2 separate regions of the Homo sapiens genome follow, and region 1 is linked to region 2. Evidence: chromatin loops called from intact Hi-C (ENCODE). Cell type or tissue: thyroid gland. All regions are shown on one strand. Links, peaks and the distances in the headings refer to the core of each region. The heading gives the core; the rest is flanking DNA. Region 1 overlaps CDC14B (cell division cycle 14B). Region 2 holds the start of HABP4 (hyaluronan binding protein 4).

Region 1 (15,700 bases), core at 5,813-10,812, 64 kb after region 2:
TAATTTTATTTTTTTTACTAGGCAAAATATATATGGCTCTTAGCGTGTGCCAGACACTTGTTCTCAGCTATGAAAAATATTAACTTTTCATTTCATCCTCACACAACCCTCTAAGATGGATACTGCCATCCCCATTTCAGAGAAGAAACGGGTTTAGGGAGCCTAAGTCACTTAGCCCAAATCTAAGCTAAGTGGCAGCACTTAGGTTTGCAAACAGCCTGGGCCCAGAATGCATGTTCTCAACAATTGTACCAAGCTGCTTTTTCACACAGTGTACAGCAAAAGCTTTAACGTCTTACAAATTTTTGACCCAGAAACCCCTTTTGTAAGAATTTATCCTAAGGAAATAGCCAGCACCGCCCAGGAAGAATTTCTGCAGAACACGGATGCAGTGCTCTGACAGTAAGACGTCAACCGGGAGAGTGTGGCAGCTAGTCAGGGCGTGCTACAGAGGAGCTAAAGCTCGTGTTCTTGGAGAATTCCTCCCTAGATGCTCCTTTCCAATGCACCCATAGCTGCACTTAGACACACAGAGGAGGGGGAGACGGCAAAGTTGATGTCACAGTCCCCCAGCTAAGGCACAGCCACGTACTTCTGTTAAACCAAACGCTAGGTGCTCACTAGTCCAATTGTACCACTGAACTAAGTGAGGCTCGGCCAGCAGATCAAGGGTCCCCAAGGCCACAGAAGTGGCGGAGCTGGGGCAGATACGCCCAGTGGGACTTGCACTTTCCACGGCAACTTGTATTTCAGTCCACTGAGGGGCCGCGGGAAGGGTCCCTTGCAGCTCCTCTCCCATGGCCCAAGCTTGCCTCTGAACAACCACTCTCGAGACTTAGCTTCAGCGTGTGGGTCCCCACTTCAAGGCAAAATAGTTTACGTGACCTCTTTTTAAATGTTTACACCATTACCTGTGCATAAAATTATGCTGCAGGTACCAAAAATATCAGAAACTGAGGGACTGTAATCTGCTATCAGTCATTCTTTCCCCAATTATCTAGAGAAAATGACCTAAAATATATGACAAAGTAGCGAATTGAAAGATATGCCCCGATACTGTTTTAAGCACTTTCCACGTGTTATTTTAACTCTCATACCAACTGCTAAGGTAGGGATTCTTTTCATTTCCATTTCACTTAAGCAATGGAAGCAGAGGGGATGAGCAAATCCCGCACAAGGTGGATGGGCCCTGGGCCGAGTGGCTCTAGATGACAGGGAAGGAGACAAGTCTCTAAGGACCAGGGGTCCCTGCAGCCTGCTGCCTCCCAGCCACAGGCCTAGAAGGCCCAGCCCCCCAGGAGGAACAGACATGCCTCGTGGTTTCATCTCAAACAATGCCTCCAAGCCGGCCCCTTTGCAGCACTCAGGGACTTCACGGAGCTGCGTGGTGGCGCCAGCTGCCTGAGCTCTAGTGGGTCAGGGGAGAGCTCTAGTGGCCTCAGGGGAAGCCATGGAGGGGCAGGGAGAGGCCACAGCTCCCACAGAGCCAGGGTCTGCAAATGAACACTCTGGGGGGTCATGTGTGGTGTGGAGTCGGGAGAGGGGCGAGAAGGCAGGTCTCTGGTTTTTACTTTGGACACTTGTAACCCAGTGTGAATCCAAGCACAGCTCCTTGGGGGAACTGGGTAGAACTCGACAGAACACAGGGTCTTGAGTCTCAGCAGTAAGCTGTGTGTGAGGTGTGGACACTGAGCCCTTGGGGTCCTGCCCGGCACCAGAGGCAAGGCAGGTAGAAAGCAGGGGTCTGGCGTCCGGGGTTGGACCACAAGCTGGGGAGGGTGCTGGGGCCGGTGCCGCCCGACCTTGGCAGGCAAAATGCCCTGCAGGATCCCAAGAGCCTGACTGACTTAAGTCTTATCTTTAGAGGTCTGCAGAAAGTCAAAACTTTGTGTTGTGTGAGCTGGTGCTGGGGTGTGAGGAATGGCCTGGCAGCAGGAGCCCCCTGTCACTCACCACCTTACCCTACAGAAGGGGGCTGGACTAACTTCCAGATTCAAACACTAAAGCCCTAACCCCAGCCCCTTCAGATGTGGCTCTATGTGGACATGGGGACTTTAACGACGTGGTGAAGTTAAAATGAGGCCATCGGGGTAAGCCCCAATCCAATCTGACTGGTGTCCTCTTGAGAGGGGAGTAGAGGGGAAGAGAGGCACCAGGGCCACGCAGGCACCAAAGAGAGGCCCTGCGAGGAGGCAGCGCCTCCAAGCCCAGGAGAGAGGCCTTGGGAGAAACCAAGCCCGCCCACAGCTTGGTCGTGGACTTGCAGCCTCCAGAACTGTGAGGAAATGAACTTCTGTGTCAGCCACCCAGTCTGGGGTATTCCATTATGGCCGTCCTAGAAAACTTACACAGATTCCGGGTTACCTCTGCTTTATGATCTAACCCACTGCCTACCAGAATTCAAAATGCTTGGTAAGTAACACAATAAACAAAAAGGCTGTTGGGTTAATACTTTTAATTACATGATTGTAATTATACAATTTCCACTATTCGATATTTTGTATAAAACCAGTTACAACCCACAAGATTTTCAAATGTGACAATATGTATCAAACTACATACATATGCAAAGTTTACACGCCATTAGGAAGCTTTATCTTAAAAATACCTTCAGGAAAATAAACATTCATTCAACCAGTTCTCTTGGCTTTAAAAAATATGATTAGAAATATACGCTGTAAAAAAAAATCAAGACAATGATTGATCAATACTGATCAGTTACATTTTAAAACTTTTAATAATCTGTACATGAGTGCAGGTTAGATAAAAGTCTGCAAATTATTAATAGAAAACTGCAGTACTATCATCGGATGAACATGTCTGCTGACAATTCTACCAGGTAATTAAGGAGGTAATTTCCTACACAGTATAGGTGAATTGTCCAGTCTTTAAACACATCTGGAGTCATCTCCACTGAGTGACATGGAGAATAACCTGATGTGGGTAAATGGAAGAGCAGCAGATAGCCTCTCCAGGGCAGTTTCAGCGGGAGAGAACATTTAAAGGAACAATAAAATAGGTTTTAAAAGTTGCTTTTGATGAGCACTGCTTTCCAAAATGCAATAATGATTTTTTTTAATGTAGAAAGAGAAGCTGTGTTAAGAACAGACATCCAATGAGTGCACTGCTTCTGTGGCTCCAAAGGTGACTGGGAAAAGAGAAGGCCCCAGGAGAGCCCTCAGGCCACACACAAGCCCAGGCCATCCCGCCCAGCCCAGCGAGCACACTGGCCTCATAACAATGCTTGGGAACTCCTCTAAAACTTGCCTAGGCCCAAGAAAACAGAGAGGTAGCAATCACCCCTGTGAGAGGGCTAGAGAGGAGGGGAGGAAGTAGGTAGGGGACAGGCTAGGGGCATCAAGCTCAGAACAGGGGAATTCTGGAGGCCGCAGAGCTGCGTGCTGCCGGGAAGCACTGGCCACGCCAGGCCATTCTGCTCTCACGAGGCGCTGCTCCTCACCAAATTCTACAAAAAGCTAAGTCCGTCTATACTTCTAGGAACCCAGTTTTGCAGACGCTCTTCCTCCGGACTGTCCCTGACTTTTGATAATTTTGAGTCCCCAGAAAGCTTCAAGAGCACCTAAAAATATTCACTTCCAATTTTAATTCCATCGCAAACCGTCCCAGTGTACTTTCAGGGCTATTTAAGGCTCTTAGGTTAAGGGGATCTCTCCATCTGACACACAGTTTCATGTTCCATAGCAACAAGGTCTTCTATAACAACGACTCTAAGTCAGAATTCCAGAAGATTCTGGTTGTTTGTGGTTTCAGTTGGGGGTGAGGGGAAGAGTCCACTCTCATTCATAGCAGGAAGAACTTTCCATCCCTCAGACCCAGAGACTTCCTGGATGCTAGAGACAGTCCTCATAAGTGTAACACTGCCCTTGCTATGCACACCATCCCAAGTCATTTGGTTATTACAAGGAATGCCTCTTCACCAAATCACAAGTTTTCTATGACTAATTTCAGTGAACCAGTTAAATAGAAAGATTTTTAGAAAGAGCCACAGTGATAGCAATTCTAGGTGGAAACTTGAGCAGGCAACATGAAGAGGCAGTTTATAAAATGAAAAAGGGCTGTGGTTCCAGTGACACCCTTTCTTTTCTTGGACGAAACACCAGGAGGCTCATTCACCGTGAGGGAGACAGTACTCACAAGAGCTGTGGCGCCTACGTTTACTTGTTCTGATGGGATGAAAAGCCAAACTAAGAAGGGATCAGATAGAAGCACGATTTTCACAACTACCTGGATTATTATTAATGGAGGGGATGGCCTTAAAAGGGGTAAGGGGAAGAAGAGGTGCCCTGAGAATTCAATGCTTTATGCATGGCACAGTTTGAATATTTATATTGTCTCAGCTCAAAATAGCAAAAGGAATGTTCCTCCTCCCACCCAAATCTTATTGAAGAGTAGTCTGCCCACAGCCAAGTGGGTCTTTGTGCCTATTCATTTCCAGGGACAGAAAACCACTGTTTTTCTGTGATCCAGTCCCCAGTGTTTAAAAGCTGGCCTGACCCCACCCGACAGTGCCTGGCGGGGAAAGAGTTGCTTGTTTGGCTGAGAACACGGCATCTTCCGTCTCTCATGATGCCGGTCAATTTTATACTTTCTTCCAAGAAAGTACACCAAAATGGAGGCACTGCCTTTCAATTACTTTTTGCATTAAAGACTTTTAACTTGTTTATTCCAACCGCTTTTATTTCTTCCAGTTTTGTGAAAAAGGCAGCTTCTTAAAATGGAGTTGCCTACTAATCTGGCGCACGCCTTGTGGCTTAGGAGGGCATTTGTTTCCCACTGCCTGTCGACATCTCAGCCCTCCATGCTCCCGGCACAGGCAAAAATGGCTTAACAATCATTAAACCACCCACTTCTTATGGAAGGAACTGAGGTGAGTACTATATATTCTTTTATTTCGGGCCCCATTTTTTTTTTTTTTTTTAGCAGCACATCAATTCTGTTTCTGTAACTGCTTCATGGCACAGACTCTGCTGTGTTCCAGTAGGGCTGCGGGAGAAGGCACTCTGCAGAGTTACTAGTTGTGTTCCCTAACCAAAGGCAACAGTGAGATCCAGAAGCAGATCATTGTCACTGAGATCGCAGGCCACGTCAATGGCCTTAGGTGGATCTCATAAGGGAAAAAAAAAATCCAATGTTACAGGGAAGGACTCTAAAAAAGTGGTAACTTTTTTTTTTTGTAAGCCGACATTATTTGGGATTGCTGTTTCCAAGGGGAAAAACCAATAGTGTGTTTCTTCCATTCATGGAAGGAAATATGATTTTAATTTGTATGACTGGCAACCAAACAATGGGCAGCCTCCCAGTTCTTCAGTCCCTGAAGGACAGAAAAAGGAACGACTTGCAACATCTTCCAACTCTGAAGTCAGTTTCTCCTCCTGAGTCTTCTAAAGCTACCATTAATATTCTCTTGCAAGTTTTAGGTTACTAAGGTACCACCTGGTCTTACAACATGCAACAGTGTTTAAATGTGATTTTCACAGATTCTTGTTAATAAAGCACTCTTTGGTGGAAGACAAGCAGCTTGGGTACTTAACAGAGTTAACATTACAACAGTATTACAAATAGTCAAGTGAAGATGATTAAGCCAAATAGTATCAAATTACAGAAAGTACCATTTCAGTAATGCCTTTTGTATCTTTATAAATTTTGACACAGGGTCACAAGGTGAACAGAAAATAAATACATAAAAAACCTCCATCAGATCCTCAATTCTTCTGAAGGCCAGCAACTACAATGATTGCCATCACAGGGACACACATGCACCACAGACCAGCCAGCTCCCTGGGTACCAGAGGGCTTGGGTATTTACACCTGAGACTAAATTTACAACAGCATGTTTGTCATTCAGCTTGAGAGCTGGACCCTTCTCTGAGTCATTTGCTTGCACCCAAACTCAAAGTTCATTATTCAAACTCCAGTGGACATTTTCTCCATTGATCAACTTCTTAGGTGGAAAAAGCAACTAAGGCTTTTGCAATTTTGTTTTGTTTTCAAATTGTGCTAATTTCTGTTGCAGTTTTCAGTCCTAGAGTCTTCCTTCAGCTCTGGTCACAGGTTTTTACTTAACGCAAGACTGTTTTAGTCCTTGAAATGGAGAGACTACAGGGGGAAAAAAAAGGATTTTTACCAGAAAGTTTACACAGCGTCCACAGGCAGTTATCAAAGACAAGGAGGGCAACATAATAAAAATACTGACATGCTAAAAAGTATACGCTTGCTGTAAGTTTCTAATGACAAATACTTTGGAGAAGACAACACAATATCAACCACAAAGGAAAGACAAACAGGAGAAAGGCAGGGCAGAAAAAGGCTCAGTTCTGCAAAAAATAGAAATTTAAAAAAACCAATACGAGTAAATAAAAATCATAAAAGACGGACGGGCAGGGGCAGCAGGGCCAGGAAAGTACCATGACGCCGCCAGGGGCACGTGCTGCAAAGCACTCCTTGTCCTTCCTTTCCTCTGAGGGACCAGGCTGTGGGAGGAGCGGGCAGAATGAAAAGATAGAGAACTGTTACTGGGTTATTTCAAAAGCCAGAATTTGGTCACAGAAAAAGCTCTGGCACCTAAGCGGCTTCCAGCTCCACCGAGCACAGGAGGCACCCCACGGGCTACCTGCCTCCGCACTCCACGATTCTCATCCTGCCTCTCTTCTCTCCTTCCCCAGTTCACGACGCTACACTTTCAGGTCAGTAACAACTTTCAGAAAGCAAACAAAACCAAAATAAGAGTCAGAAAAACCACTTCCAATCTGGAGGGCTCCTCGCCCGATGCTGCTGCTGCTGCGCTCTTCAAGGAGAAGCGTTTGAATCGATCATTTCGTTTTCAGAGATCCCAACAGAGCACTGAGTCAAAGATCCAGACCAGCTAGTGAGACAAGTGGGAAAATATCTGGAATTTCAAAGGATCATTAATATTTTAAAACACTGGAGAGAAACAGTATTTTACAAAGAAACATTTGGAGACAACCTTCTGGGACTCCTCTCCTGATGGACTTTGGAGATAATGGCAGTAGCCAAAAATTAACACCCAGAGGCAACGGAACAGGTGCCCAGATCTGAGACTCTGAGGGTCAAGAGGCAGTGGCAGGTGTGACACCAGCAAAGCCACCCGAGAACACTGAAGAAGTTAGAGGTCCTAGATGCAGCTGCTCCCAACTGAAGGGCTCCTGAAAACACTCGTGGTTTTAGAAGCTAAGGAAAGAGGCCGGGCGCCGTGGCTCACACCTGTAATCCCAGCACTTTGAGAGGCCGAGGCAGGCAGATCACCTAAGGTTAGGAGTCAAGACCAGCCTGGCCAACATGGTGAAACCTCATCTCTACTAAAAATACAGAAGAAAATTTTTAGCCAGGCGTGGTGATGCACGCCTGTATTCCCAGCTATGCAGGAGGCTGAGGCAGGAGAATCACTTCAACCTGGGAGGTGGAGGTTGTAGTGAGCCAAGATCGCACCACAGCACTCCAGCCTGGGTAACAGAGTGAGACTCTGTCTCATTTAAAAAAAAAAAAAAAAGATGCTAAGGAAAGAACCTGAGCATTTCTCTCCCCAGCCCCCACAATATGAAGAATTAGGTACAAAGCACTCCAGAGCCCCGGACCTTAGGTTTGGTTTGGCAGCTGCAGCAGAAAGTGATGGTTCCTAGTGATACAACTCAGAATTAAAGTAACTTGTACATGCCAGTTTCTTAGAAAATGAATGAAGTTATCATTTTAAAAAAAGAAGAGCCTGCCCAAAAGAAACAGCATAAGCTAACAAACACGCACCAGCGGAAGGGCTGCGTGAAGACATGAGTGAATGCGAGCAAATGAGGTGGCTGCAGGCTCTCACTCGGGGCATGATGAAATTTCCAAGACTGTTCTAAGAGAGCTCTTCAGAGAGGTCATGTGAGAACACTGAAAACAGGCCGATTCAACGGAGCCAATTATTCACTGGATTTATTAATTCTTAAAAGAGAAAGGTTAGCATGGATTTATAGCTCTAACAGGAAGTGGGAGGTAGAGAAGCCCACTCACCTCCCTCTCCAGACTCAGGGAAGGGAATGAGAAGGTGCCACACAGAGCCCTGGCAGGACCGAGGGCCACACAGGCTGCCTGGCCGCCGTCCCAGACCTGTGGCCACATGAGATTTAGGTTTCGATGTGGCACAGCTTCAAATGGATACACGAGGGGATAGTCATCTTCTGTGAGAAACAGTGGCACCTTTTCCCAAAGACAAATAGTTAAGACATCACTCCTATTTTTTCAGCTGCCCCAAGTAATTGCTCTTTTGACGTTTTTGAAAAAGTTCCCCAAAGCTGAAGAGCCTCTCAGTAAAACCAAAAATCAAAAGCACCAATTAAGCGCAAAGCGAGTTTGGGTGGAGTCTTCATCCTGGATGCCAAGGAACATGAAAATGGAAGGTCAAGTTCCCATGTGCCGCAGAGATGATGACAAACCAGTAGGAACTGGTAAACCTGCTACGTTGCAGGTAGGGATGAAAGGACCCCAAAAGGGTGCTCTATTTTTTTTTCTACTGCTGTTTAAAGATTTCAACTCAATACTTTAAATTTACTCAACAATCTTAGCTCATACTATTTTGTCCAGAATCAGACCGTGCACCAATATACTAATTCCCTCTTGCCCTCCAAACAGAAATGAATACTATTTAGTATGATATTATGAATAATATTCAGTAGGATAAAAGCTCCAGGCTACAGCTTGGCTAACTCCAATTCTTAAAACCTATACATAATTTGCCTTTCTTTTGTAAGCTGTAGGTGGATAACAGGTAGGGTGATGTGAACACAGGACAAAGTCCCAAAAGAGGCACAAAGAAAGAACCCACTTAGAGGAAGGTGGGGAAATAAACTGTGAGTCCCAGTTAATCCTCACTGTTAGACTCCTTTTGCTCTCCACATCATCTCTGAAAGTCCATTTTGGAATTTAAAAGAAGTCTTTTTGGTTTTCAGAACTATCCCAAATTCCTGGAAGCTGCTTTGGGTCATTTCAACATTCAGTCCAGATTACTGACTCTGAAATCTACCTTAGGACCCTCAAAGCATCCCTGCCAGGGACCTGAGGCAGATGCTTGCTGCAACCAGGAACCACTTCTCCAGAGAGGCAGGAGTTCAGGTTACTAGAGTGACATGAAAACGCAACGAGACCTAGATAGAAAAACAGAGGCAAGGCCAGCCCTTCCTTCCTCACAGGAAGACGATATGACCTGGCAAGTGCCAGCCAGGCTCCCGGACTCTACTCTTCTGTAACCTAAAAAGCATAATCTAAAAAAGCAAACAGCAGAATTAAATGTGCAAGACACACTACGCTGTTAACAAAAGCCTGAGCGGCCGGGCGCCGTGGCTCACGCCTGTAATCCCAGCACTTTGGGGGGCTGAGGCAGGTGGACCACTTGAGGTCAGGAGTTCAAGATCAGCCTGGCCAAAATGGTGAAACCCCGTCTCTACTAAAAATACAAAAATTAGCCAGGTGTGGTGGCACATGCCACCCACAAGTAGTAATCCCAGCTACTTGGGAGGATGAGGCGGGAGGATGAGGCAGGAGAATGGTTTGAACCTGGAAGACGAAGTTTGCAGTGAGCCGAGAAAACACTACTGCTCTCCAGCCTGGGCAACTCCATGTCAAAGGAAAAAAAAAAAAAAAAAAGCCTGAGCACTCATACCTAAAAAGAATATGCCCCTTCAAGACATGTCAAAATTAACAATTAACTGTCATCAACGATAGGCTTTTTATTTGATTTTTTTTTTTTTGAGACAGAGTCTTGCTCTGTTGCCCAGGCTAGAGTGCAATGGCGCGATCTCAGCTCACTGCAACCTCCGCCTCCAAAGTTCAAGTGATTCTCCAGCCTCAGCCTCCCGAGTAGCTGGGATTACAGGCACCCGCCACTGCACCCAGCTAATTTTTGTATTTTTAGTAGAGACAGAGTTTCACCATCTTGGCCAGGCTGGTCTTGAACTCCTGACCTCATAATCTACCTGCCTCGGCCTCCCAAAGTCCTGGGATTACAGGCGTGAGCCACCGCGCCCAGCCTGAATTTTTAATAGCTTGGCTCACCAAAAAGTGTCAGTTAAAACACTCCCATTTCCCTTCATTTATTGTAGAAAAATTGGAAAATAAGACGATAAAAAAGAAAAAAATCCCAACTGTCCCACCAACCAGAACTTTTATTAGTATCATAGCATATTTTTCCTGTCTTATTTCTATGCATATATAGAAACTTACTCATCTATAAATACAGATGTATTGTAGGTATATAAATATTTATACATCTCTATATTTCTATACATATATAGTATACTTACGCTTACAAAATTAGAGTCATACTTCAGAATTTTTTTTTTTTCTTTTTTGAGACAGAGTCTCACTCTGTCGCCCAGGCTGGAGTACAGTGGTGTGATCATGACTCACTGAAACCTCCGCCTCCCATGTTTAAGCGATTCTCCTGCCTCAGCCTCCCGAGTAGCTGGGACCACAGGTGCCTGCCACCACACCTGGCTAATTTTTGTATTTTTAGTAGAGACGGGGTTTCACTATGTTGGCCAGGCTGGTCTCAAACTCCTGACCTCAAGTGGTCCACCTGCCTCCGCCTCCCAAAGTGCTGGGATTACAGGCGCGAGCCACCGCACCCGGCCCATACTTCAGAATTGTTATGCATGGCTCTTTTCACTTACTGCTTCGTGTACTAAACTAAATGTATGACTCCCAATTCATTTGGCATAATGTAACAATCTTGAGCCCATTTCCTGTTTCTCACTGTTATAAATAACACTCCGCTATTGTTCCAATGTACCGAAATCTTTGACCTTTGGTCAGTATTTCTCTAATATTCTTCTCAAGAAGAATCAAACAGTAAAGAAATAGGAATATTTGGTACATTTCTAATGAAAAATTTTAAATCCTGGAATCATGAGTCAGTGCCTGACAGTCCTCCAATCCTTATGCCGGGGCACTGCTGCATCCCCATGCGAGTGTTAAGTGTGCAGTAAGGTTGTACAAAACAGTGTAGAGGAGACATGGCAGAGCTGAATGAGTCTTCAAAAGGCAAAGCACACAGAACTCCCAGCTCTGCCAAGGTCTCTTGGGAGACTGGCTGCTTTGCACTGGGGACTAATTTCACACTGATAAGGCCCCTAGGCCCAAAGCCTCGGATATACATGGCAGGGAAGCTGAAAAGAAGCAGGGTACACGTGCAGGACATTTTAAAGTCTGGTTCTGATTATCTTCAGGTCGCTCATGTCTATTAGAAGAGATCGTTTTTACCAGGAGGACAGAAACAGGACTGCATGGGCTGCCAACACCAGGCAACGATGAAAAGGTGCCCCCTTCTACTCCTGAGCCATCTATCCCCACTTCCACTCCTGGGCTATTTATTCTCTCTTCAGATGGGATCTGTTTTCAGAATACTTTAAAAATGACATGTCCACTTCATGAGAAATATCCAAAGACAACAGAGTCACCGACGTGGCCACAGAACACATTGGTTTCCTTGTGAAATTCTGCCTACACTCACTGAAGACAGTGACGACAGTGAAAGAACTAGTGCCTCGGGTGTGGGCTGTGGCCAAGAGGACAAAGAGTCACTAGGTAGAGAAGGATCTTCAAACTCTCTGGTTATCTCATTTCTACCATCACATTCATTTGCAGCTAATCGTCCAGCAATGATGCTGTATCTGATATACACCTAGAAAAATGTCCTCCAAGTCCTGACAGCCAGCTTTGGAAATTCTTAACTTAAAACTTTCCCATATCATGACCCAGAGACCATACTTCCAGTGTTGAGAATTACTTCTAAAAAACAAAACAAAAGCCTACATTAAAATGGTCCAGATTTTCTTAGATAATGAACAAGGAATACACATTTGATGAATTTCCCATCACAGAGACTCTACTTTCTCCTAATTTCATGTCAGTCTCCAGAGGTAGGGTCCAAATATTAAACTGGAAAACAAACGCTTGCAACTTTTCAGAAGAGTAGGATTCTTTTCTCACCTTTTAACACTGCTTTTCCTTGAAGCAGATCTGGTGGTTCTTTTAGTAATGCCTGCACTGCCAGAAATGTTAGGTTCAGATGTTTTACAGCTCTGAACACTGGATTGAAGAATTACTCTGAAAATAGTTGGAAAAAAATAAGATTATATTCACTGAAACCATTTGCAAATACTTGACAGAGGAAAGTATTTTTGCACTTTAGTGCAAATTATCTTGAGAATTGAGAGGATTTTCCATCAACACATTTACCAAAAAAATCTGAAACACATTTTCACATCAAGGCCTTTTAAAATGAAGCATCTCGTTTCTCTTTGAAGGTTACACAAAGACAACCAGAGGGCTTTGCTCCTGGAAGGCGAATGACTTGGCATTTTAAGCAATTCCCACACCAAAGAAATCCACCAGCTAAAGAAATCTTTGTGCCCAACAAAAGTAGAAGTAGCTTCTCAGACTTTCAGTCATGAAACAAGACACCATTAAGAGCTCAAATTCTAAAGAATAGGAACATAAATTTAGGAAATAACTATACAATATTCACTCTTCAAAGCTGTAAGTATGGGTAATAATCCACTAAATCAATACTAATTTTATATAACGTTTCAAAATTTTAGAAAGTGTTTAAGCAAAATATGAGTTTTGCCTGAATTATATATAACACTTACTAAATCTCCAAGTGCCACTAAAATGAAAGTGAAAACACTTAAATTTTGTAAAGCTTGCCTTAATTAAACTCTAAAAAGCTTGAGAAACTGGTGCATATGAGAGTAGGCTGCCCAGGAGGAAGCACACGATGAATCAGAAAAGAACATCCTGAGATAAAGGCCACACGGAATGTCCTTTAAGAGGCAGATGGTCCTTTGGTTTTTTTTTTTCTTTCCTCTTTAAATTGTTATAGGGAAAACAGCAGAAGACATCAAAAGATTTTATATGCAATTCTTTTTTTTTTTTTTTGAGATGGAGTCTTGCTCTGTCGCCCAGGCTGGAGTGCAGTGGCGTGATCTCGACTCACTGCAACCTCTGCCTCCCAGGTTCAAGCGATCCTCCTGCCTCAGCCTCCTGAGTAGCTGGGACCGCAGGCGCCCACCACCTCACCTGGTTAATTTTTGTATTTTTAGTAGAGATGAGGCTTTGCCATGTTGGCCAAGCTGGTCTCGAACTCCTGATCTCAGGTGATTCGCCCACCTCACTTACTCCCAAAGTGCTGGGATTACAGGTGTGAGCCACCACACCAGGCCTATATGCAATTCTTTTCTTCAAGAGATAATCAATGACAAACTAAACACATATACACACATTTATAGATACCAACTTTTAATTCTCTGAAAGAGAAAATACTGACTTAACAAGCTTTCTTCTCTCCTATTCAAACATAAAGGTGAGAAAGCCAATAACAACTTATGAGAACCCAGCTCAAAGGAGTAAAAAGTTGAACCATTACAATTAGTGAGCATCCCACCTCACGGGCCTCAGCTACCACCATGCTGGCTAATATACCAAAGACAGGGCCTTAAAATAGGCTAAGATTAATAAATTTCTACAACCTTAGCATGACCCAAACCAAAGCATATCCAACATTTAGTAAAATGCTAAACATCTCATCACTAAAAAAGCAACAAGAGGCTGGGCACGGTGGCTCACACCTGTAATCCTAGCACTTTGAGAGGCCGAGGTGGTTGGATCACGAGGTCAGGAGTTCAAGAGCAGCCTGGCCAAGATGGTGAAACCCCGTCTCTACTAAAAATACAAAAATTAGCCGAGTGTGGTGGCAGGTGCCTATAATCCCAACTACTCAGGTGGCTGAGGCAGGAGAACTGCTTGAACCTGGGCAGCAGAGGTTGTAGTGAGCCGAGATCGTGCCACTGCACTCCAGCCTGGGCCAAAGAGCGAGACTCCGCAACCAGAGCATAACCTGGAGCTTGTCTGGGCCAGCGGTCCCAAGCCTTCTGGGGAGAAGGGGATGGGCAGCTTTCCCCACTATTTCACTTTACTCATGCAGGATTTCTGAGGGCCCCATGAAACTAGCTTTCTGTCTCACAGAGGGACATGAATCCTGGATAAATCAGCCAATGTTTGGTTCAGAAATTCTCCTAGAGTGTGATCATCTGATATGTTGAATGTTCTAACAAAATAGAAAAAGGAGGTGGTTGCGGTGGCTTATGCCTGTAATTCCAGCACTTTGGGAGACCAAGGCAGGAGGATCACTTGAGGCCAAAATTTCGAGACCAGCCTGGACATTTTAAGCAATTCCCACACCAAAGAAATCCACCAGCCAAACAAGTCTTTATGCCCAAAAGTAAAAGTAGCTTCTCAGATTTTCAGTCATGAAACAAGACACCATTAAGAAGCCCAAATTCTAAAATATAGTGAGACATCCTCTCTATAAAATAATAATAATAATTAGCCGGGCGTGGTGGGGCGTGCCTTGGTTCCAGCTACTTGGGAGGTTGAGGTAGGAGGATCACTTGAGCCTGGGAGGTCAAGACTGCAGTGAGCCATGTTTGTGTCACCGATCTCCAGCCAGGTGATAGAGACTTTGTATAAAAAAAAAAAAGAAGAGTGTATATGCATCTTAATTGTATGATTAAAGACAACTATTACCCTGGCTTGTGAATTCTACTTCTAAAAACAAGGAATTGTTTTTAAAATTTTTTTTCTTTTTTTTTTTTTTTTTAAGAGACAGGGTCTCACTCTGTTGCCCAGGCTGGAGTGCAGTGGCGCAATCATAGCAGCCTCAAATCCTGGGCTCAATTGATCCTCCTACCTCAGCCTCCAGAGTAGTTGGGACCACAGGTACATGCCACCACACCCAGCTAATTTTTTCATTTTTTATTTTATAGAGATGGGGTCTCGCTATGTTGCCCAGGCTATTCTCAAAATTCTGGCCTCAGTGATTCTCTTTCCTCGACCTTCCAAAGTGTTGGGATTTATAGGCATGAGCCAGTCTGCCCATCCCTAAAAATTATTTGTTTATATAAAGTGATGGGGAAATATTTATTCATCTCTGCTAAGAATTTGAATATAGAATTTTGCATAAAACCAAACAAAACAAAACAAACTGCTGCTGCTTCATTGCTACTTCTGAAGCCCAGGCCGGGGCACTCGTGCTGCCACTGTTCTCATCCGCTCCCCTCGGCCACTCCCTTACGCACGGAGAAAACAAGACTCCTGTTGGCTTTTTTTTTTTAAATACAACACCTAATTCTCAAATAATTTGAGGCCACGGTTGGCCAAAAGTACAGACAACAATCACACTGCAAAATAATTAATCTGAGAAAAAAACAAGAGCTGATACACTGCCTGCTTAGGAAATCTGAATCCTGATTTCTCAAATTAAAACTATGACTGAAGTGTTTAAATGCCATTCAAAACAAGACACTACTGCTAAATCCTGTAGTCATTCTCAGGCTGCTGGAAAACATCTTTTTAAAAGTATTTATTTCTCTATAAAATTAGTGTAAATTAAAGTGAACTAATATAATAATAATATTAAATAGCTAGTAATTTCTGTGGAACTTTAAAACCAAGAGAATGATAGAACTTGAGTGTATTAACCACACCACGGAAGACTCCAGTTATTTGCACTGACAACACGGTATTTATCCTAACTGCAGGTTATGCACTGATGAAATCGGGGTTGGGGGAGAACTCCACTGAGCTATCATGAGTGACAGCACACACCACCTGACAGGCACCAGAGGGT
Region 2 (15,700 bases), core at 3,494-8,493:
ATGAGAGGGTGGAGAAGGTGGTGGAAAAAACTGGAGAGGAAAGCTGGCATATGATTAAGAAAGTATAGCTAGTCATGGTGATACATGCCCATGGTCCCAGCTACTTGAGAAGCTGAGATTGCTTGAGCCTAGGAGTTTAAGACCAGTCTGGGCAACATAGCAAGACTCTGTATGAAAAAATAAAATAAAATAGAGAGAGAGAAGAGAGAGAAAGAGAGAGAATGAATGAATGAAAACAAGGAAAAAAACAAAAGAGAAAAAAATAAAGAAAAGGTTCTATCTGAAAATGAGTTAGCCAAGCTCGAGGTGAAGGGCACAGTCCTTCAGACTGCCAAGTCTGCCTAAGACTGCAGACAACAGCCACGATGAGTCAGAGCAGATAGGTGCCACAAGAGTGTCCTCAAGTCAGACACCAGCCTCAAGTTTGGGGGCTCCCTGGGCCACCCTCATTCAGACCAGCTAGCTGCAAATTAGGGTTCCCATGACCACCCTCAGGTCTGATAATTCACTAGAATGACTCACAGAACTCTGGAAAGTGTTATATTTGTGGTTATAGCTTTGTTACAGTGGAAGGCTACAACTCAGAACCAGCCAAAGGAAGAGACACCTCAAGCGAAAACCATAGTGGATCCCCATGTGCAGCGCTCCTGTCTTCAGGAATGGTTACCGGCCTGGTGTCCACGTGTGGCAATGCACTGGAGGACTGCCAGCCCAGGAAGCTCAGCTGAGCCTCTGATGTCCTCGTTCTTACTGGGACTTGATCACACACTGTTTGCATGGCTGACCTTTTTAGTCTCTGCCCCTCCGGAGGTCGCAACTGATAGGGCATGTCCCAAAGCCCCCACCAGAAATCACATGATTATGGTTGTCTGATCGCAAAAGCACTCCAGGCAAATAAATAACTATAAGGCAGGATATTCCAGGGACCCCCAAGTCACCTCTCAGTAGCCACACGCACAAAGGCCAGGCCTCTCTTCAGAGGAAGTGAATTCTGCACCGCACAGCACCCTGCTGTATTGTGAATACAGGTTAGGAGTGCAGGCTTTGGAGTGTGTCTGGGTTTGCCTGCCCTGTGTGGTCGCCAGTCGCTGTGAGGCCTGGTTCTTCTGTCCTTCAGCACACTTGTGGGACTGTGCTTCCGTGCACCCTTTGAAGACAGGGGTGGTCTCGTGACCTGCCTCAGCTGAGCAGCAGAGCTTCAGGAATCAATGCCAGATTCACCACAGGCCCTTTCCTCTACCTCAGGGAGCGGAGAGGGTGTTGAGATGAAGGCTCCATCAGCCTGGACCCCTGAGTAACCGGGGGGATCATGTGTCCACCCCAACCCTTGCCAGACTTGCTGCGTGCGTGAGAAATAAACCTTTGTTGTGTGAAACTGCTGAGATGTCAGATGTTCTTTGCCACAGAATATCTTTTTTTTTTTTCAGACGGAGTCTCGATCTGTCACCAGGCTGCAGTGCAGTGGCGCGATCTTGGCTCACTGCAACCTCCATCTCCTAGGTTCAAGCCGTTCTCCTGCCTCAGCCTCCTGAGTAGCTGGGATTACAGGTGTGTGCCACCACGCCCAGCTAATTTTTGTATTTTTAGTAGAGATGGGGTTTCACCATGGTGGCCAGGATGGTCTCGATCTCTTGACTTCGTGATCCGCCCGCCTCAGCATCCCAGAGTGCTGGGATAACAGGTGTGAGCCACTCTGCCTGCCCGGCCCACAGAATATCTTAGTCTAGCCTGATGTTACATCACCGGTGACCTTGGGCAAGTTCTTCAGCTCCCCTGCTCCTCAGTTTTCTCACCTGTAAAATGGGGACAATAGTGCTAACCTCTCAAGACTCTGGTGAGAAGAACTGAGTTACACACTGTGTCAGTTTGTTCCGGCTGCCATAACAAAGGCCCATAGGCTGGGGGGCTTAACCATGGAAAATTTACTTCCTCACAGTTCTGGAGGCTGGAAGTCCCAGATCAAGGTGTTGGCAGGGCTAGATTCTTCTGAGGCCTCTCTCCTGGGCTTGCTGCTGGCTGTCTTCTCCCTCTGTCTTCACAGAACCTTTGCTTTATGCATGTCTGTGCCCTACTCTCTTCTTATAAGGACAACAGCCATATAGGATTAGGGTTCACCCTGATGACCTCATTTTAATTTAATTTCCTCAAAAGACCCCATCTCCACATATAGTCACATCTCAAGGTACTGGGGGTCAGGATTTCAACATATGAATTTTAGCGGGTCAAATTCAGCCCATAACACACATGGAAAACATTTACAGTGGAACAGCACGTGGTGCATAGTGAATGTTCAATCATATTAGCTATTATTATTACTATCATTATATTTTATATACACTGACAAGAAAATATAGCCAATAGTTTTACCTGAACAAGGTTGCTGAACAATATATTTGCCATTATCTCTATTTAATTAATAATAAGCAAAGAATCATGTATACTTAAGGACAAAAAATTATTTAAAATATGCCAATCTGGGTTGGGCGTGGTGGCTCACACCTGTAATCCCAGCACTTTGGGAGGCCAAGGCTGGTGGATCACCTGAGGTCAGGAGTTCAAGACCAGCCTGGCCAACATGGTGAAACCCCGTCTCTACTAAAAATATAAAAATCGGCTGGCTCCTGTGTAGCTGGGATTACAGATGCATGCCACCACGCCCAGCTAATTTTTGTATTTTTAGTAGAGCCTGATGTTTAGTGTAGCCTGATGTTACATCATGGGTGACCTTGGGCAAGTTCTTCAGCTCCCCAATCTGAAAAGGCTACCTCCTGTACTAGCCAACTCTATGACATTCTGGAAGGATATGTCCAGAGGCAAAACTATGGAGACAGTGAAAAGATCAGTGGTTGCCAGGGGTTGATGGGGGAGGGTGGGATGAAGAGGCAGAGCCCAGAGGTTACTTAGGGCAGCAGCCCTGCTCTGTGTGATACCATAATGGTAGATACATGTCATTATACATTTGTCCAAACACACAGAATGTGCATCCCCACAACTGAGCCCTAGTGCCAACTACACACTCTGGGTGATAACAATGCATGGATGTGGGCTCAGTGATTGTAACACGTGTGCCATTATGGCGGGGAATGTTGGCAGTGGAGAGGCTGTGAGTGGAAGCAGGGGGCTTATGGAGCTCTGTACTTTCTGGTCAATTTTGCTGTGCATATGAAACCACTCTAAAAGTAGTCTATTACAGTTTTTTAAAATGCAAAACAAATAATATGCTAAACTGTTAATAATGATGGGGGAGGGGTATATTACAAGGATATTTGGTCATATATTTTGATAATATTTGAATTTCTTTTTACCTGTGTGTGTGTCTATGTAAATTTGTAATCAGAAAAAAAAAATGTGTAAGAAAACAAAAGGGTAGCCAGCTCCTGGGGATCAATAATCAAAAACAAGGGCGGTTGGTCCACATCTTGTACTTCTGCACATGCAAGGCCTAACTCTCAGCTGATGCTCCATAAAGGTTGGCAACATCCTCACTGCTTGCTAATCTCTCAGCTGGGTCATAGCTCCAAAAGATGTTGGGAAGGAAGGGCTCATCCCCTCAGAAGTAACCTCTGTCCCCTCTCTAGTAAGACCTGGCTAGGATTGAGAACTCCAAAGGACAGAGGGGCAAAGACTTAGGAGGGGGCTCTGTATGTGTGAAGAGGTGTTCAGATGTCTGTGGGAAGGGACCCTGAAGGAAGGACCACCAGGACCAGAACAGACAGGGAGGGGCTTTCACAGGCGACTTCAGCGACCATAGCACATGGTGAGGCCTTTTAAGCCAATGTAGAAGATAGCAAGTCTACTGGGTCTTTGCCCCGTAGACTATTTATATATGATGGGGTTTTCTGTTTGTTTGTTTGTTTTTTCGAGACAGAGTCTCACTCTGTCGCCCAGGCTGGAGTGCAGTGGTGCAATTTCAGCTCACTGCAAACTCCACTTCCTGGGTTCAAGCAATTCTTGTGCCTCAGCCTCCAGAGTAGCTGGGATTACAGGCGCACGCCACCACGCCCGGCTAATTTTTTGTATTTTTAGTAGAGACGGGGTTTCACCATGTTGGCCAAGATGGTCTTGAACTCCTGACCTCAGGCAATCCATCCACCTCGGCCTCCCAAAGTGCTGGGATTATCGGCTTGAGCCACCGTGCCCAGCCTATATATGTTTTACAACATGGCAGTGGCTTTGGCTTAGACTTAGAAAATCTGAGGTCAAATTCCAGCTTTACTAATTGCTACTGCTGTGATCTCAGACAAATCATTTAGGTGTCTGACCATACGTTTCCTTGTGTATAAAATGATGATCATGATGCCAGTTTTCCAGGATCTTTGTAAAGATTTCCTGGCATAATGTGGGTGCTCACTTGATTAATGGATTGAGATATTTCTTTAAGAAGTGAACACCAATAGGCTGAACTGAGGAATTTGTAGGTAGGAACTGGGGTGGGGGTGAGCAGGAAAAAGAAGGCTTTCATGCAGAAAATGGGGCCTTCTACACTTTGTGTGTGTGTGTGTGTGTGTGTGAAATGGAGTTGTTGCCCAGGTTGAGGGCAATGGCATGATCTCGGCTCACTGCAACCTCCACCTCCTGAGTTCAAGCAACTCTCCTGCCTCAGCCTCCTGAGTAGCTGGCATTACAGGTGCCTGGACCACGCCTGGGTAATATTTGTATTTTTAGTAGAGACAGGGTTTCACCATGTTGCCCAGGCTCGTCTTGAACTCCTGATCTCAGCCTCGGCCTCCCAAAGTGCTGAGACTATAGGCATGAGCCACCGTGCCTGGCCAACAGTTTTAATTCTGTTTACAAACATCTATAAAATGTTATGTGTAATATGATAATACAATTTTAAAAATATTCCCAAGGGGAATAAATTAATCTCCTAAGAGTAAAAATGCACCTCCTCAGGTATTAAATAAACCTGAAGGAGTTGAAAGAGCTCTGATGGTCCTAGGTGTGGCTGGGTAGGGGTGTGTTACACTGGGAAAGGCTCGACTGGTTAAGAGCTTGGACTTAGATGACCATTCTGAGATGGGAAGTGAATCCTTGAGCCTATAATGACTTCTTTTTATTTTGTTTTGAGACAAAGTCTCACTCTGTCCCCGGGCTGGAGTGCAGTGGTGCAATCATGACTCACTGCAGCCTCAATCTCCTGGGCTCAAGAGATCCTCCCACCTCAGCCTCCTGAGTAGCTGGGACTATAGGTATGTCCCACAATGCCCTGCTAATTTTTTTTTTTTTTTGAGACAGTTTCACTCTTGTTGCCCAGGCTGCAGTGCAATGGCACAATCGACTCACTGCAACCTCCGCCTCCTGGGTTCAAGCGATTCTCCTGCCTCAGCCTCCCAAGTAGCTGGGATTACAGGCATGCACCACCACATCCAGCTAATTTTGTATTGTTAGTAGAGACGAGGTTTCTCCATGTTGATCAGGCTGGTCTCGAACTCCCGACCTCAGGTGATCTGCCTGCCTCGGCCTCCCAAAGTGTTGGGATTACAGGCATGAGCCACCGTGGCCAGCCTCCCTGCTAATTTTTTAATTTTTAATTTTATCTGTAGACACAAAGTCTCCCAATGTTGCCCAGGCAGGTCTCAAACTCCTAGGCTCAAGTGATCCTCTTGCCTTAGCTTCCCAAAGTGTTGGGATTACAGGCATGAGCCACTGTGCCTGGCCTAAAGACTTCTTAAACAGACAATTTTTCCTAGCAGCTACAGTGATTGTTAAGAAAGCAACTGTGGCCAACTCTTAACAAAGCCCTTGGATATCTCTAAGTAATCCAGGCTGCTGCTGATTTCCACATTTTCTCTGGCCAAATTTATCCCAGGACCTACTTTGATTGATTAATCCAAGAATGGGATGCAAATCTCTTCATGTCCCTCTCCTCAATTTAAAATTTTTGTGTAATAATCATTCAAGTGTGAGAATATATATGTCTACAGTCACTCAACATTGTTGAGAATGGTGAAAAATGGGAAACACTAAAATGTCCACTACTAGGGAACTGGTTAAGTACATTATAGTATGCAAGTTATTAAGGTATTGCCTGGCAGCACCAAACTCACCCTTTATTGCCTGCACTGTGAAAAATGCATCTGGCTGGACCTTTTAAATTGTTTTCCTTTGCCAGAAGTTTGATGTTAAGCCCTGTCAGTAGAGGGAGCTAGAGGGACACTGGAGGAGAAAGAATACTTCTTTTCTTAGATCTGGGGTAGCTTGCTTGCCAGGCTCCTGCAGAGCACACTTTTTTCCTCACCACTTGGCCCCAAGTGGTTTTTTTCTCTACGGCCTGCTAGGCTTCTACTTTTTCCAGCTTTCAATTTAAGCAGTAGTGGCAGGATAGCCAGGAGCCCCAGAACACATGGGGCCTGCGCTCCAGCAAAGGGACCTCCGTCCCTATGCGGTAGTCAGGCTATCTTTTTCAATGATGTGCCTAGGTCCCAGGCTGAACACATTAAATGTACCAGCTGCTGGATAAGGCTAAACTGCCTCAGCCAAAAAGGACGATTGGGTATCTATCCAGATGATACTGACAGATCTAATTTCTGACTGTGTATCTTTACTTTAGCTCCATGCTTCTAAAATTTTACTGTATACAGGAATCTCCTACAGATGTTGTAAAGTGTAAATTCTAATTCAGTAGCTCTGGGATAGGCCTGAAATTCTGCATTTCTAAAAAGTTCTCAGATGTGGAAGCTGCTGGTCCACAGACCATCCTTAAAGAAGTGAGGTGTTAGCTTATGAACACACTTCTGAAGTGTAGTCTAAATAGGAGAACAGCCCTATTTCAACATCTTAGCCCAATGTTAGCACAGACACAGTATAACTTTCACTCTGCAAAATGATATTTTGTGGGAGGTCTGTGTATACCAGTTGCCCCCACTAGGGCCTCAGTAAGCATATCCTCATATCATTTCTTTTTTTTTTTTTTTTTTTGGCTCTGTCGCCCAGGCTGGAGTGCAGTGGTGCCATCTCAGCTCACTGCAAGCTCCGCCTCCTGGGTTCATGCCATTCTCCTGCCTCAGCTTCTCGAGTAGCTGGGACTACAGGCGCCCGCCACCACATCCGGCTAATTTTTTGTATTTTTAGTAGAGACGGGGTTTCACCGTGTTAGCCAGGATGGTCTCGATCTCCTGACCTCATGATCCACCTGCCTCGGCCTCCCAAAGTGCTGGGATAATAGGTGTGAGCCACTGTGCCCAGTCCATCATTTCTTTTTCTTTCTTTTATTTTATTTTATTTTCTTTTTTTTTTTTAATTGAGACAGGGTCTCACTCTGTCACCCAGGCTGGAGTGCAGTGGTGTGAACATGGTTCACTGCTGCCTCTACCTCCTGGGTCCAGGTGATCCTCTCATCTCTCAGTCTCCCAAGTAGCTGGGACCACAGGAGCATGCCACCATGCCTGGCTAATTTTTAAATTTTTTGTAGGGACAGGGTCCCACTGTGTTGCTCAGGCTTGTCTTGAAATCATTTCTATTAGTGATCTAGCTGTGGGTTTACACACAATTCCCCTTTACAGCAATTTTTTTTTTTTAAATGGAGTTTCACTCTTGTCACCCAGGCTGGAGTGCAATGACGAAATCTTGGCTCACTGCAACCTCTGCCTCCCGGGTTCAAGCAATTCTCCTGTCTCAGCATCTCGAGTAGCTGGGATTACAGGAGTGCACCACCACGCCTGGCTAATTTTTGTATTTTTAGTAGAGACGGGGTTTCACCATGTTGGCCAGGCTGGTCTTGAACTTCTGACCTCAAATGACCCACCCGCCTCAGCTTCCCAAAGTGCTGAGATTACAGGTGTGAGCCACTGAGACTGGTTCCCTTTAGAGTGATTCTAAGAACTAGTGCTTTATATACACAGTGATGTCTGCCTCCTGCTTGCATAGGTCTTTAAGGAGAGAGACTATGTCCTACTAACACCCCATGTTTTAGCTCAATGCTTAGCAGTAGAGCATGACAGTTAGACGTGTTCATGAGCCTGACTCTTCCACTTGCTGAGGCATTCATCTCAGCATACCATGGGACTGAAAAAGCATCTACCTCATCAGGTTCAGAATTAAATGAACAGGCCAGGCGTGGTGGCTCATGCCTGTAATCCCAGCACTTTGGGAGGCCGAGGCAGGCAGATCACCTGAGGTCGGGAGTTCGAGACCAGCCTGACCAACATGGAGAAACCCCGTCTCTACTAAAAATACAAAATTAGCCTGGCGTGGTGGCACATGCCTCTAATCCCACCTATTAGGGAGGCTGAGGCAGGAGAATCGCTTGAACCTGGGAGGCGGAGGTTGCGATGAGCCGAGATCGCGCCATTGCACTCCAGCCTGGGCAACAGAAGCGAAACTCCATCTAAAAAAAAAAGAATTAAATGAACAGATACAAAATGCTTAGAAATGATTAGAAATTATTACTCGTACCCAGTAAGCACTATATAAGATTCAGCTTACAATTATCCACAAATGTGTAAAATAATAAATCTTTCAGAAAAAGAAACAGTATCACATCTGTTTGTCTTATAATATGCATTTATCAGCTTCTCATCTATTAATTAATTTGCTGCATTTTTACTTTTTTTTTTTTGAGACAGGGTCTCACTGTGTTGCCCAGGCTAGAGTATAGTGGCATGATAATGGCTCACTGCAGTCGCAACCTCCCTGGCTCAAGTGATCCTCCAACCTCAACCTCCCGAATAGCTGGGACCGCAGGTGTACACCACCACAGCTGGCTAATGTTTAAATTTTTTTGTAGAGATGGGGTCTCATGGTGTTACCCAGGCTGGTCTTAAACTCCTGGGCTCATGTGATCCTCATGCCTTGGGCTCCGAGAGTGCTGAGATTAAAGTAAAAATGTGGCCACCACACTCAGCCACATTTTTATTTTTAACACATGTAAAATTACTTGTCATAAGTACATGTATATAAACAAGAAATTCATTCACCAAACAACAAATATTTCCTGAATAAAAGGCACTGAAGATGAAACCAGAGAGAAGGGAAGGAAGGGATTCAGAAATGAATTAGACACTATTTCTAACCTTAGGGAGGAGAAATAAGGACAAAGAACTATAATGCAGGCCAATAATCCAGTGTGACAAGAGGCACAGCAATACCACATTCATGCTCATCATCACATGCAAGGAATTCTGTTTGCTACCTGCCCAGCATCTATTCCTACCTGCTGGTTTAGAAACCTTATTTTCCTCAGGGAACCACCCCATCAACTCTCAGTTCCAGTGGTTCAGGGGGTGATGACTTCAATCAGACTCCAGCTTGGGCTGGTAATCAAGCCTGGATGATGAGAGAATTAAATGATCTTCAGTACAGCAACTGGGTTCAATGGTGTATGTGTGACCCAAGACATAGGCCCGTGATTCAATTCTGGGACTTCTGTGCATGCACTAAAGTCAAGTCGGCCAGGCATGGTGGCTCACGCCTGTAATCTCAGCACTTTGGGAGGCTGAGGCAGGTGGATCACCTGAGGTCAGGAGTTCGAGACCAGCCTGACCAACATGGTGAAACCCTGTCTCTACTAAAAATACAAAAATTAGCTGGATGTGGTGGTGCACACCTGTAATCCCAGCTACTGGGGAGGCTGAGGCAGGAGAATCACTTGAACCTGGGAGGTGGAGGTTAAAGTGAGCCAAGATTGCGCCACTGAACTCCAGCTGTGGCAATAGAGTGAGACTCCATCTCAATAAATGAATAAATAAAGTCAAGTTGGCCAGGCATGGTGGATCATGGCTGTAATCCCAACTCTTTGGGAAGCTGAGGCAAGCAAATTGCCTGAGCTCAGGAGTTCCAGGCTGGTCTGGAATTTCTGGAGCGAATCACTGTTCCTGGTAGATTTTTTTTTTTTTTATTGAGCCAACAAAGTCCTTGGTTTTACTTATTCCAGATGGGTTTTCTGTTGCTCACAACTTGAAGGATCTAGAATAAATGAGGAAATAAAAAGTTCTAAATCCCCAATTATTTATTTGGCCTTGATTAAAGTTACAACTAGAGATCAAACTTTTAATAGTAGGAATGGGAGAGAATAAAAATTTCTATTGGCACAATTGCTTTGAGTATACAAAGCACTAAGCTATCCAGTAACCTTTTGTCATAAGAAGGCAAGTTGGAAAGACCCTCAATGACACCAAGAATACAAATATTATTAGCAGGTTGGGGAAATTATTTCATGATTTAAACATTGTGTATCTGATCATCATGAATGGATTTCCGCTTGCTAGAAGTTCTTCTGGTGCATCCTGATTGTTAACTAATGGTTTATGGTTCTACAACTCCTGACTTTGAGCCTATGTACTTGCTACTTGCTTTATTCATTTGTTGTGGGAAACTGAATTTGAACTCACTTATCACCCTTAGAATAGTGAAACCAGGAACTATTATGTAACTTCATTGATCCTGTCATAATTGACTCAACTGGCATAAAAGATCAGATCCTCTTAGAGTTAGGAAAAATACTTTTGTTTTTGCATATATTATGCAAGTAGAAACAATTATAAAATAGTGAGATTTATTTTTACCTTTTTCAATTGACTTCTTTGGTCTTGTCTTCCATTCAACTATATGAAGAATGCAAGACAGGTTATAATCATCCTAACTTTAGGGACAAGAAAAAGGTAAGGAGAGAGAGAGCAGGAATTCAGCGGCAAAACAGAGCAGATTGAATGCAGTGCTTTGGTAATTAACAAGAACTCACATCCTCGCCAGCCTGACCTGGCCTCTCCTCCTTGGCTCTCACCCAGGTGTTGCTCCCTGCATGTAATTGAAAGTAATGAAGCTACATGTGTCTAAACTCTCAATTAATGGTTCTGTGAATTCCAAGTCAATCTGGAAGATGTTAGTGTATTTTATTATTCCTAATGGGACTCCTCTATTAAGTAATTCAAGGTAATTTACATCTTGTATACAGTTAAGTTTCACTGCATTTCCATTGGTGGTAATAAATAACCACTGGAATATATATAATAATCATGGAAGGGCTGGTAGTATTATTCAGCATCCACACTTCACAGCATTTTTGATGTGCTTTGTTTTTCCATGCTATAAGATGTGTGTTATTGTTTGGTATTATGATTACTAAAAGCTGTTTTCATATATCAGATTATGAAAAAGATCAGTCTATTAAACTGACCACATTAAACACAATGTGTGAATAACTTATGCTAATGTGGTAGAGTTGTATTTTAGGAATGCATTTAAGGATGCAATCTCCTAGAAGAAAAAACAATCAGTAAAAAATATGAGGGTGCTTAACCTTACTCTCAGTAAATTGTGCAGTAGTCAATAGCCCCGTAAGAAACTCATGGCCATGGCCGGGCACGGTGGCTCACACCTGTAATCCCAGCACTCTGGGAGGCTGAGGTGGACAGATCACTTGAGTTTGAGAGCAGCCTGACCAACGTGGTGAAACCCTGTCTCTGCCAAACACACACACACACACACACACACACACACACACACACACACACACAAAGAAAAAAAAGAAAAAAAAGAAACTTGTGGCCATCTAATACCAGGTAAGGATTACTCATCTCTATTTCAGTTCTAAAGATGTTCTGAATCCTGAAGCAACGAGAGTTGGTTCTCTTACAACCATTTGGGGCATTTGTGACTTGGAAATGAGGCGGCAGTGCTCACAGGGCATGCTTTAAGAACTTACAGTGGCTGGTTATGCTGTAAGGAAGATAAGAAGAAAACAGGGGAGCAGGCTAACTCCAGATGCCCAGTGGGAAGACGACAGGCCCTTCTCTCACATGATCATGATTCCTTGGTGTTGTGGTTTGGTGATGAGCAGTTTAAAGATACCAAAGATAACTTTAGCTTGAAGCAGTGCTTCTCAAAGTGTGGTCTCTGTTGCATGTAGTGATTCTGGTTCATTGAGATAAATTTACTATTTTTACTCTGGTTCATTAAGATAAATTTACTATTTTTACAAAAAATTTACTATTTTTACTAAATTTTACACAAAATTTACTATTTTTACAATTTTAAAGTGTACAACTCAGTGACATTTACTAAATTTACAATTTTGTGCAACCATCTCCACTATCTCGTTCCAGAACATTTCATCACCCCACAGGAAACTCCCATGCCCATTAAGCAGTTACTTTCCAACACTCCCAACCCCCACACCTGGTGACCACCAATCTGCTTTCTGTCTCTATAGATTCTGGACATTTCATATAAATGGAATCATACAACGTGTGGCCCTTTTTGTCCGTCTTTCACTTAGCACAATGTTTTCAAGTTTCATCCCTGTTGTAACAAGTATCAATACTTCCTTTTTGACCAAATAATATTTTTTGTACCACATTTTATTTATCCATTCATCGGGTGACATGTATATTATTTGTTTCTGTCTTTTGGCTATTGTGAATAGTGCTGCTATGAATACTCATGTACAAGTTTTGGTTTGAACACTTGCTTTTAATTCTTTTGGGTAGAAAGCGTAGGCATTAATCTTTGCTCACTCAAAAGGAGATGACCAAATATCTTAAATTCTTCAATCATTCAACAAATATTTACTGAAAACCTACTCTATAGCTGCTTAGAACGCCAAGCACTGGGAATACATACTGCAGTGAATAAGACAGGCATCATCCCTGTCCTCCTTGGGAATAACACAAAATTCAATAAGTGAGTAACACACAGACTTTACAGCATTTAGGATTAGGAATTCCTTTGCTATTAAGGAAAGTAAAAGCTGGTCACAGAGCACCTGGCAAGATGCTCTAACTGGATGCTTTCGGATGAAACAAGCAAACACAACTAAGCGCAATCACATCTGTCACCTTACATCATAAGCCTCAAGTAGGGAGGTTCCCAAGTGGGTCCAGTCGGCAGCTCAACCTCATCAAGGATCTAGCCTTTCTCTATCCTGCTCTGCCATCCTCATGGCCACGCTAAGGAACAGCCACCCGAGGCATCATGTCTTCTCATGGAACAAAGACCAGGGAACAGAAGGGGGGGAGATCCCTTCTCAATCCCTTGTTAGGTGCAAGAAAAACTTTCCCAGAATACTTCTCAGATCTGTTCTGCCCGATTTGCCCCACAGCCTATTCCTAAGCCAATTACTGGCAAGGAATTGGAATCAGGTGCAATGAATAATGTATGATTAATCAAGTTTGAGGCTGGAAGGGGCCCTCTTCCCCTGGGGAATATGATGCCTGAACAAAATACAGGCTCTGGAAAAATGTAAGAGGGAAAGAACGGCTGTAGGATAGGCAGCCAAGCGTGTCTCCACCGCTGCCTATGCAAAGATTTCCTGGAGGAAGTCCAGTCCGGCGTTCTCTAAGCTCCAGGCCTCAACTGAATATCTCAAAAGAAAACAAATATCCAAACCTCAACGTGTCCCAGACTGAATTAATGATTCCCGTTAAAGTAGTGTCTTCCAGTGGTAACTAATACTATCATTCAGATGCTGGAGCCAGGAAAATAAGAGTCACCGTATCTTCTTCTCCCTCATCACCACCTCTAGCGCATCACCAAGTCTTTGAATCCATCTACTCTCTTCGCCTCCACCGCCACCATCCTAATCCCAGTCACTATCAACTCTTCCCTGGAGCTTTGCAACAATCATGTTTGGCTTCCCAGCATCCATTTGTATTTCCCTCCAAACTATTAGTTCACAGTGCAGGTAGGGTGGCCTTTTCAAACCCAAATCTGCTCATGCTCAAAACTTGCTTCCCACTGCTCTTAGAATAGAGACCACTTTGAGCTTGAATAGGCTGTGCACATCCCACCTCAAGACTGCTGCACTTGCTGTTCCTCCTCCAACCCCTTGTCACCCCTCTCCCTCGGCTTAACTGTCATTTCCCAATTAGGTCAGATCCCTTTGCTGCAGCCCGTAGAGAGCTCTGCGCCTGTCCTTCAGGGCACTTTTTCTCCATCTACAGACTCAGATCTGTGACAACACGGAGCTAGTATTTCCTACAACATAATGCCTGGCACACGGTAAGTGCGCAATATGTAGCTGTTGCACGGCTAAATGTATACATAAGCTTCAAAGCAGAGTGGCCCATAGCAAATACGGTCGCAGTCCCGGGAGAAAGCACACACAGCCGAGACCCCACCGCTTCGTCGGCGCCGCCTGGACCAGCCAGTAGCTCCGCCCCTGGGCCCCGCCCCTCCCTGCTGAGCGAACGGGGCGGGGCCCAGAGGTCGCGTGACGTGACAGCAGCCGGTCGGTGATTGGGTCTCCAGGCGCGCCGTGTCGGAAAGGGGGCGCACCCGCGCGCGCTGACTGGCTGTCTGGCGCAGCGGGGCGGACGGCGGCGGCGCCGCGGGGGCGGGCGCCGGTAGGGGCCGGACAGGGTAGGGCCCGGAGGGCGGTGGCGGCGGAGCGGGCGGCATGGGTCCTGGCCGCCGGCTTCGCTGAGACGCGCTCGCGTGGGCTGCCCTCCCGGGCCCGCAGTGGTCGCGGCGGCATGAAGGGCGCTCTGGGGAGTCCCGTGGCTGCCGCTGGCGCCGCGATGCAGGAGAGTTTCGGCTGCGTGGTGGCCAACCGCTTCCATCAGCTGCTGGACGACGAGTCGGACCCGTTCGACATCCTGCGCGAGGCCGAGCGCCGGCGCCAGCAGCAGCTGCAGCGCAAGAGGCGCGACGAGGCGGCGGCGGCGGCCGGGGCCGGTCCCCGCGGCGGCAGGAGCCCAGCCGGGGCCTCGGGCCACAGAGCCGGCGCGGGCGGCCGGAGGGAGTCGCAGAAGGAGCGCAAGAGCCTCCCGGCGCCCGTCGCTCAGCGGCCCGATAGCCCCGGGGGCGGCCTGCAGGCGCCGGGTACGCGGGGACAGCGGGGTTAGCGGACCACGGCTCGGCCCGCTGTGAGACTGGGGTCCCGGGGGCCGGTTTCAGGAGGAGGGGCCCGGGAACAGTAGGGAGAGTTGAGGGTCCTGGTGGCCGCCGAAGGTAGGAGGAGAGGGGCAGGGGTCACACCCCTTCCAGCTCTCGCCAGCCTCGTGCGGGGCTCCGGGGGAAACGCTGGCTTGGGGTGGGATAGGGCCCTCGAACCCTGGCACTGAGGCTCTACGGCAAGTTGGACGAAGTTGAGGGAGGTTGTCTGGGTGGCGTGTGGGGGCGAACGGCTGAGGTCGCTACCCCGGGGCTCCCACATCCAGACCTGGCGGGGACCTTCATCTTCCAGCCCAGCCTCTGCAAGATTGAGGTCGGAGCCACCCGAGAGCGCGGTGGGGAGGAGGAGGGCGCCTGGTCCCGGGGCTGGGGGCCTCTGTGATGCCGGAGGCCTGGGCGACCGCGGGGCGGCCTGTGACGTCGGGGCCCGGGCGGGGGTCCCCGGCGCGGTCCGGCCTGGCGCCTTCGCCCCTTCTCCGTCCGGTAGCTTCCAGGAGGCAGCCGGCATCGTATTTCAGTACTTCGTGTGGTGTTGATGGGATGTGCAACTTATAAATAGCTCAAGGCTGCTTTAAGAAAAGCGTTTTTAACCTTTCCAGCAAGAATATTCGGAGTTCCCCACTCCCTATTTAGCAAGAAAAACCGGTGCGCAGCGTGGTGTCCTGCTGCCTGTGGACGGGGAGGGTGCTTCAGAGTTCATTCTCTCACCGAACTGCGTCAGTGGCAGAGCCAGCAACACTCCACCTGTGTTTCCTGTTTTCTTGAAATGAGGCAGCGGTCCCAAGGTTTGCAGAGTGTTAGGATTAAGATGTGTAGGTTGACCATTCCTGCCGACGTTTGCCAGTGTGTTCAACTTGGCTTTATTGGTTTG

What was found. Hi-C counts contacts between places; a loop is a spot of excess contacts. Peaks named below come from ENCODE experiments on the same cell type or tissue, not always from the same donor. Only the 100,000 strongest peaks of a DNase experiment are listed, where the experiment ranks them.
Region 1: it touches region 2 in a loop (3-fold over the local background); 6 of 110 quality-filtered maps call a loop at or near these places.

Annotation. Positions count from the first base shown.
Region 1 is chr9:96,497,673-96,513,372 of GRCh38, forward strand. CDC14B (cell division cycle 14B) reads right to left here. Exons shown (of 14, transcript NM_033331.4): 13 at 12,001-12,117; 14 at 2,441-6,117. The coding sequence ends at 6,081. Among named protein-coding and RNA genes, the nearest start is that of HABP4, 55 kb to the left of the region's middle. RefSeq lists an enhancer at 13,861-14,360. In thyroid gland, for the core only: no CTCF peak of the experiment used is centred there; DNase peaks (open chromatin) are centred at 7,819 and 8,115; H3K27ac peaks cover 2,514 bases.
Region 2 is chr9:96,435,872-96,451,571 of GRCh38, forward strand. It overlaps HABP4 (hyaluronan binding protein 4), which reads left to right and starts at 14,298. Exons shown (of 8, transcript NM_014282.4): 1 at 14,298-14,757. The coding sequence starts at 14,409. RefSeq lists an enhancer at 13,716-13,795 and silencers at 14,076-14,615, 14,626-14,685, 14,766-14,815. In thyroid gland, for the core only: a CTCF peak has its summit at 6,143 (motif pointing right); no DNase peak of the experiment used is centred there.